2 separate regions of the Homo sapiens genome follow, and region 1 is linked to region 2. A link is an interaction called in ENCODE POLR2A ChIA-PET data of the cell type or tissue named here. Cell type or tissue: Panc1. All regions are shown on one strand. Links, peaks and the distances in the headings refer to the core of each region. The heading gives the core; the rest is flanking DNA. Region 1 overlaps CDK6 (cyclin dependent kinase 6). Region 2 has its middle 27 kb from the start of RBM48.

Region 1 (2,920 bases), core at 252-2,751, 210 kb before region 2:
CTTACTAGATATCATAGGGGTAACATCATTTTGCTTATCATTTCATCAACACGTTTGTTAGAAAAGAGCCCATGATGATCTTACTTTTCTAGCTTACTTATATCACCTAACAGTTTTTGAAGTGCACTTAAGTGCCATTTGTTTTCGAAAAATAAAAAAGACATTAAACCACACCATAAGCCATAAGTACTAATAAAGGTTGATAGTTGGGTAAACTTATTGGGGAAACTCTAATTATTGCACGGTGCTCATGTGGGACTTTAATAAAGTACATTAAGAGTATAGGCCTGAACTGAAAATTTTCATTGAGAAGTTCATGAGAATAAAATAAAATCATAGGTGATTCTTTCCAACATCATTAAATATACCTTATTCTAAAAAAAAAAAAAAAAAAAAAAAGCATACATAGAAATCACATTCATACTTCATCTTGGGGTTTTCATCACATTATTTAACCTCTTTTCTTGATGTCCTTTAGGTGCATCCATTCTTGGTTGACAATGACATTTGCATAAAGCAGCCTGTTGGCTGCTGTCCTGTGAAGTCAACAGATATTCTAATTTTCCCTCATAGACTTATTGTTGACATATCTGGCTTTCCTCTTTCTAATTCAGGATATTATCTTTGGGTCTGTTTACTTGTGGAGGAGTTCAGTGCCATCTTTATTAAATTTTTATTGGCTCATTTGAGATTTAATATTGCCTTCCTGGGTTTCCATGCTGAGATTTATGAGGCAATAATTGACACCTTAATGATTGTGTTATTTTTTCTTTTAGAGTACGTGATAAATTCAGAGTATCTATGCTTATATAGCACCTTCCATTTATGGAGCTTTATGAGAAAAAAAAACAGCTCTCAGATTTTTATTTTTCTCTTTCATGCTTTCATCTGCCATCCTATGAGAGAGGGTCAGAAAGAACTGTAAAGAAATTTGCTCACCATTTTTCTTAGTAATTTGTAACTGCCACCCAGAATAAGAACTGTACACTGCAAGATACAGATGGAGAGAGACTCTTATGTAAAATATTCTCCTGTACAGGCTTTTCCAAATGTAATGCCCTCTTTTACTAAATCATTCATTTGGTATTTAGTCTTGTCTGTATAATACATTAATCTTTCCTAGGATATGACCTGGCTTCTCAACTATTTTATAAACTCTTTGAAAACCTAAAATTATTCTGTGGACATTCTGTGCATGAAACATGTTTGATAAAAAAAAATGTTTGATGCAATTGTCAATATAGTTTCACAAGTTTGAGGCACTGAAAGGTCACACAAAAGAACAGCAGCCTCTAAAATAGGACAGGGTTCTTTGAGCTCAAGACCATATGGCCTCTTTTGATGATTCAATCTTGGAATAAAATTTTTTTTATTTATGTATCTTTATGATAAATGAATTCTATAGAGCTTGAGAGGGCCAGAAAAGCTCCAGGTTCATGTCTGTGTGGGTCGTTTTCTCTGTGAATTAGATTTCATTTTATCTTCAATTGAATGTTTCTTAGAGTTTTCTATTGGTTGTAATATTTTTAGTAAGAGATAAAACACACTATTAGGTTTATTTTACAAAACCCAGACTTCAGAAACTGACACACACTGTTAATAGCACCTGTTTTTTGCCTCTGGGAAATGTCTGTTTTCATGAATAATATCTGCTTGCAGTAAACAGTGGCTCTGATGTCAGTATGGGATGCCCAGGGCTGATTCATCTTTCTCAGTTTGACATAATGCAAAGTGACTGACTGGTCCCTGTACTGCAGATGAGGAAAGCCTCTCAGATCTTCTTCTCTTCTCACTCCTAAAGGAATCAAGCCATGGCCCCTCTCAGCTCCTGGTGGTCTCCATTTTGCCTGAATTACGAGCAGGTGATTTGTCTCATCTTTGCAGGACACAGAGCAAATTAACATGAAAATATCGCTTCCCAGAAAACAAGGCAGGCTTGAATGCCCTGTCGCTGCTGGTCATTAGCCATCTGCCACCGACACTCATACTCTGTTTATCACATTTGAAATTCAGAGCAGATGTTGCATAATAAGGTGATCCCAAAAACAAGGCAAGAAATTCAAAGAACAAATACTCTACCATAATGATAAAGATCTTGGAAGGAAATTTTTTTCAATCTAATATCATAGCTGCACTAATTGAATAGACCATGTTTTTAAAAACACACACACATCTCTCCTGGTATTTGATGCAAACTACTTTTCATAGTAACAGGAAATAATTTTAAAAAGAAAGTACATTTGTGAAAGACACCTGAGAGGACTGTTCAATAAAGTCTCTTTAAAGAAGCAAAGTCGAATGTTGGAATAACATAGTTCTGGTTTAAAAGACCTCATAGATCAGTGATGCCATCTTTTACTGTAAGATGGGCCTTAACCTACAGCAATTTGACTTAAAATAGTTCACTCCTCACAGTATAGTAGATCTTTCAAGGCTTTTAACTTGCGAACGTGGTTTCCCAGTTTATTTTCTTTTTGGCACTCAAGACCCTGTGTTTTCTATATCCTTTGTTTTCACTGTTTACCCCTCTACAAACTCCCACCACCGCTATCAGCCTCCCACCTTCAGCATCCCTTGTCTCTCCAGAACTCTGCCCCAGCTTACCCTGGCCTTAGGCTCTCTCCAACCTGAGTCCCAAGATTCTTTCATTTTTAGTTCTTCTGCCCTTCTCCATTAATGTAGCTTTTTACAGTATTGGTTATTATAATGTTTTACCTAGTTGATTTATGCACATTGTAGACCCTTATTATGCCTTATTCAAAGTATATCACTTATAGTATATTAACTATGGTGTTTAGAGACATTCTGTTTTTTTTAAAAAACAGGCATCCAAACTTTTACCAGGAATGTGACCTATATTCTGTGGAAGACGAGCTTTTAATATAGTCTTTTGACTCCAAAGAAATATTTTCTCCACAGA
Region 2 (2,920 bases), core at 290-2,789:
TGCAATGAGCTCACACCACTGCTCTCCAGCCTGGGAGACACAGCAAGACTCCATCTCTTAAAAAATAAAAAGAAAAAAATAATTTAAAAAAACAAAATGATGACCATTCCATTCTACAAAATAAATCCAAAACTGTCAGGTTCATGATAGGCAAGGAAAGATTGAAAGCTATCACAGGTTGGAGGAGGCATGACAACCAAATATGGTATCCTGGACTGAATTCTGGGATCAAAAAAAGGATGTTAGTGTAAAAACTGTGGAAATCCAATTAAAGTCTATAGTTTAATGTACTAATGTTAATACATTAGCTTTGACAAATGTACCATGGCTATGTAAGACATTAGCATTAGGGAGAAACTGGGTGAAAAGTATATAGGAACTCTTTGTAATACCGTTGCATCTCTTATGTAAATTTAAAATTATTCCAAACTAAAATGGGTCAATTTCTATTATCTCAACACCATCCTCATTATTGACCCATTGTTTCTCAAATATCATTTACAATGGTTTCTTTTCTCCTTTTCTTTTTGAGACAGAGTCTCACTTTGTCACCCAGGCTGGACTGTAGTAGTGGTACAAACACATCACACTGCAGCCTCGACCTCCCTAACTCAAGCCATCATTTCACCTCAGCCTCCCAAGTAGCTTGGGCCTACAGACATGTGCCACCACACTCAGCTAATTTTTGTATTTTTTGTAGAGATGGGATTTCATTATATTGCCCAGGCTGGTCTCAAATTCCTGAGCTCAAGCAATCTGCCCAACTCTGCCTTTAGAAGTGCTGGGATTACAGGCATGAACCACCATGCCTGTCCTTACAATGGTTTCTTGTGCAAGGTCTTTAGATATAATGAAACATGAGACACACTGATAAAATTCAGGAAAAGTTACCTTATTATTTGCTGCAGATTGTATCTAAAATCTTTGATTGCTTTGTTGGATGACTTGTCAACATTTGACTCTCAGAGAAGCTCCTGACTCTTATTCTTCCAACCTCTCTTTTCTCGGGCTTCCATTTTCACACCACTATTGGTGCTAACATTTTCCACTCAGATAATAACTTTCTACCAGAGTGGAGCAGGATCTCTTTCAGGCAAGCATTAATACACTATACTCTATATAATGCATCTACACCTGAGCTTCCTTTTTCTTCATATTCCAAACAAGAAAAGACTTTCCAAGTTTTTGTCCTCAGAGCAGCTGCGTCCATTTTATGACCTAGTCTTGTAAATCACAGAGCCTCATTTTCACTATATTCTATTGGTTAAAACAGTCACAAAAAGCCCCCTAGTTTTAAGGGGAGAAGACATAGACCCCATCTCTCTAAGAGAGGAGTACCAAAGTCACATTGTAAGAAGAGCATGTTCAATGGGATACATTGATATAATCATCTTTAGGAAAATACAAACTGCCTCATCAGGATTCACCATTAATAAGGTAGTTTCAATAACCTACTGCCAGGCGGCCAGGCACAGTGGCTCACGCCTGTACTCCTAACCCTTTGGGAGGCTGAGGCAGGCGGATTACATGAGGCCAGGAGTTCGAGACCAGCCTGGCCAACATGGTGAAGTCCTATCTCTACTAAAAATATAAAAATTAGCCAGGCATGGTGGTGGGCACCTGTAATCCCAGCTACTCGGGAGGCTGAGGTAGTAGAATCACTTGAACCCAGGAGGCAGAGGTTGCAGTGAGCTGAGATCATGCCACTGCCCTCCAGCCTGGGTAACAGAACAAGACTCCATCTCAAAGGAAAAAAAAAAAAAAGAATCTACTGCCAGGCTGGGCACAGTGGCTCACACCTGTAATCCCAGCACTTTCAGAGGCCAAGGCAGGAGGACTGCATGAGCCCAGGAGTTGTAGACCAGCCTGGCCAACATAGTGAGACTTCATCTCTACTAAAAATTTGAAAGTTAATGGCCTTTAGATGGAGCAACTTGGGTGGAGCTGGAGGCCATTATTCTAAATGAAGCAACTCAGGAATGGAAAACCAAATATCACATGTTCTCATAAGTGGGAGCTAAGCTATGAGGATGCAAAGACATAAGAATGATACAATGGACTTTAGGGACTCTGTGGGAAGGGTGGGAGGAGGGTGAGGGATAAAAGACTACATACTGGGCACCATGTACCCTGCTCAGGTGATGAATGCACCAAAATATCAGAAATCACCACTGAAGAACTTATTCATGTAGCCAAAAACCACATGTACCCCAAAAACTATTGAAATAAACTTTTTAAAATTAAAATTAGCCAGACATGGTGGTGTGCACCTGTAGTCCCAGCTACTCAAGAGGCTGAGGCAGGAGGATCTCTTGAGCCCGGGAGTTCAGGGCTGCAGTGAACTATCATTCACATTACTGCACTCCAGCCTGGGTGACAGAGAAAGATCCTGTGCTAAAAAAAAAAAAAAAAAAAAAAAAAAAAAAAAAAAAAAAAAAAAAAATCATATAGTGTAATCCTTTTTTTTTTTTTTTTTTTGAGACAGAGTTTCACTCTTGTTGCCCGGGCTGGAGTGCAATAATACGATCTTGGCTCGCCGCAACCTCCGCCTTCCAGGTTCAAGCGATTCTTCTGCCTCACCCTCCCGAGTAGCTGGGATTACAGGCATGTGCCACCACACCCAGCTAATTTTGTATTTTTAGTAGAGATGGGGTTTCTCCATGTTGGTCAGGCTGGTCTCAAACTCTTGACCTCAGGTGATCTGCCCGCCTCAGTCTCCCAAAGTGCTGGGATTACAGGCGTGAGCCAGCGTGCCCGGTGCCACTTTATGCTTTTAGAGACTGAAGGAATCTTAGAGATCATCCAGGACAAAACCTAAGTGTTATAGGTGAGGGCAGTGAGGCATAAAGAAGCTGTATGACTTGTGTAAGTCTCTCAGTTATTTAGGATAAGAAATGGAAGTGGAACCCAGGGGCTTATT

The links. Peaks named below come from ENCODE experiments on the same cell type or tissue, not always from the same donor. Only the 100,000 strongest peaks of a DNase experiment are listed, where the experiment ranks them.
Region 1: POLR2A ChIA-PET joins it to region 2 with 13 read pairs; 2 of 35 experiments call an interaction of 5 or more read pairs at or near these places.

The regions. Positions count from the first base shown.
Region 1 is chr7:92,767,799-92,770,718 of GRCh38, reverse strand. All of the region lies in intron 3 of CDK6 (cyclin dependent kinase 6), which reads left to right. Among named protein-coding and RNA genes, the nearest start is that of CDK6-AS1, 67 kb to the left of the region's middle. RefSeq lists an enhancer at 1,639-2,178. In Panc1, for the core only: no CTCF peak of the experiment used is centred there; no DNase peak of the experiment used is centred there; H3K27ac peaks cover 1,360 bases.
Region 2 is chr7:92,553,921-92,556,840 of GRCh38, reverse strand. No RefSeq gene overlaps it. Among named protein-coding and RNA genes, the nearest start is that of RBM48, 27 kb to the right of the region's middle. In Panc1, for the core only: no CTCF peak of the experiment used is centred there; no DNase peak of the experiment used is centred there.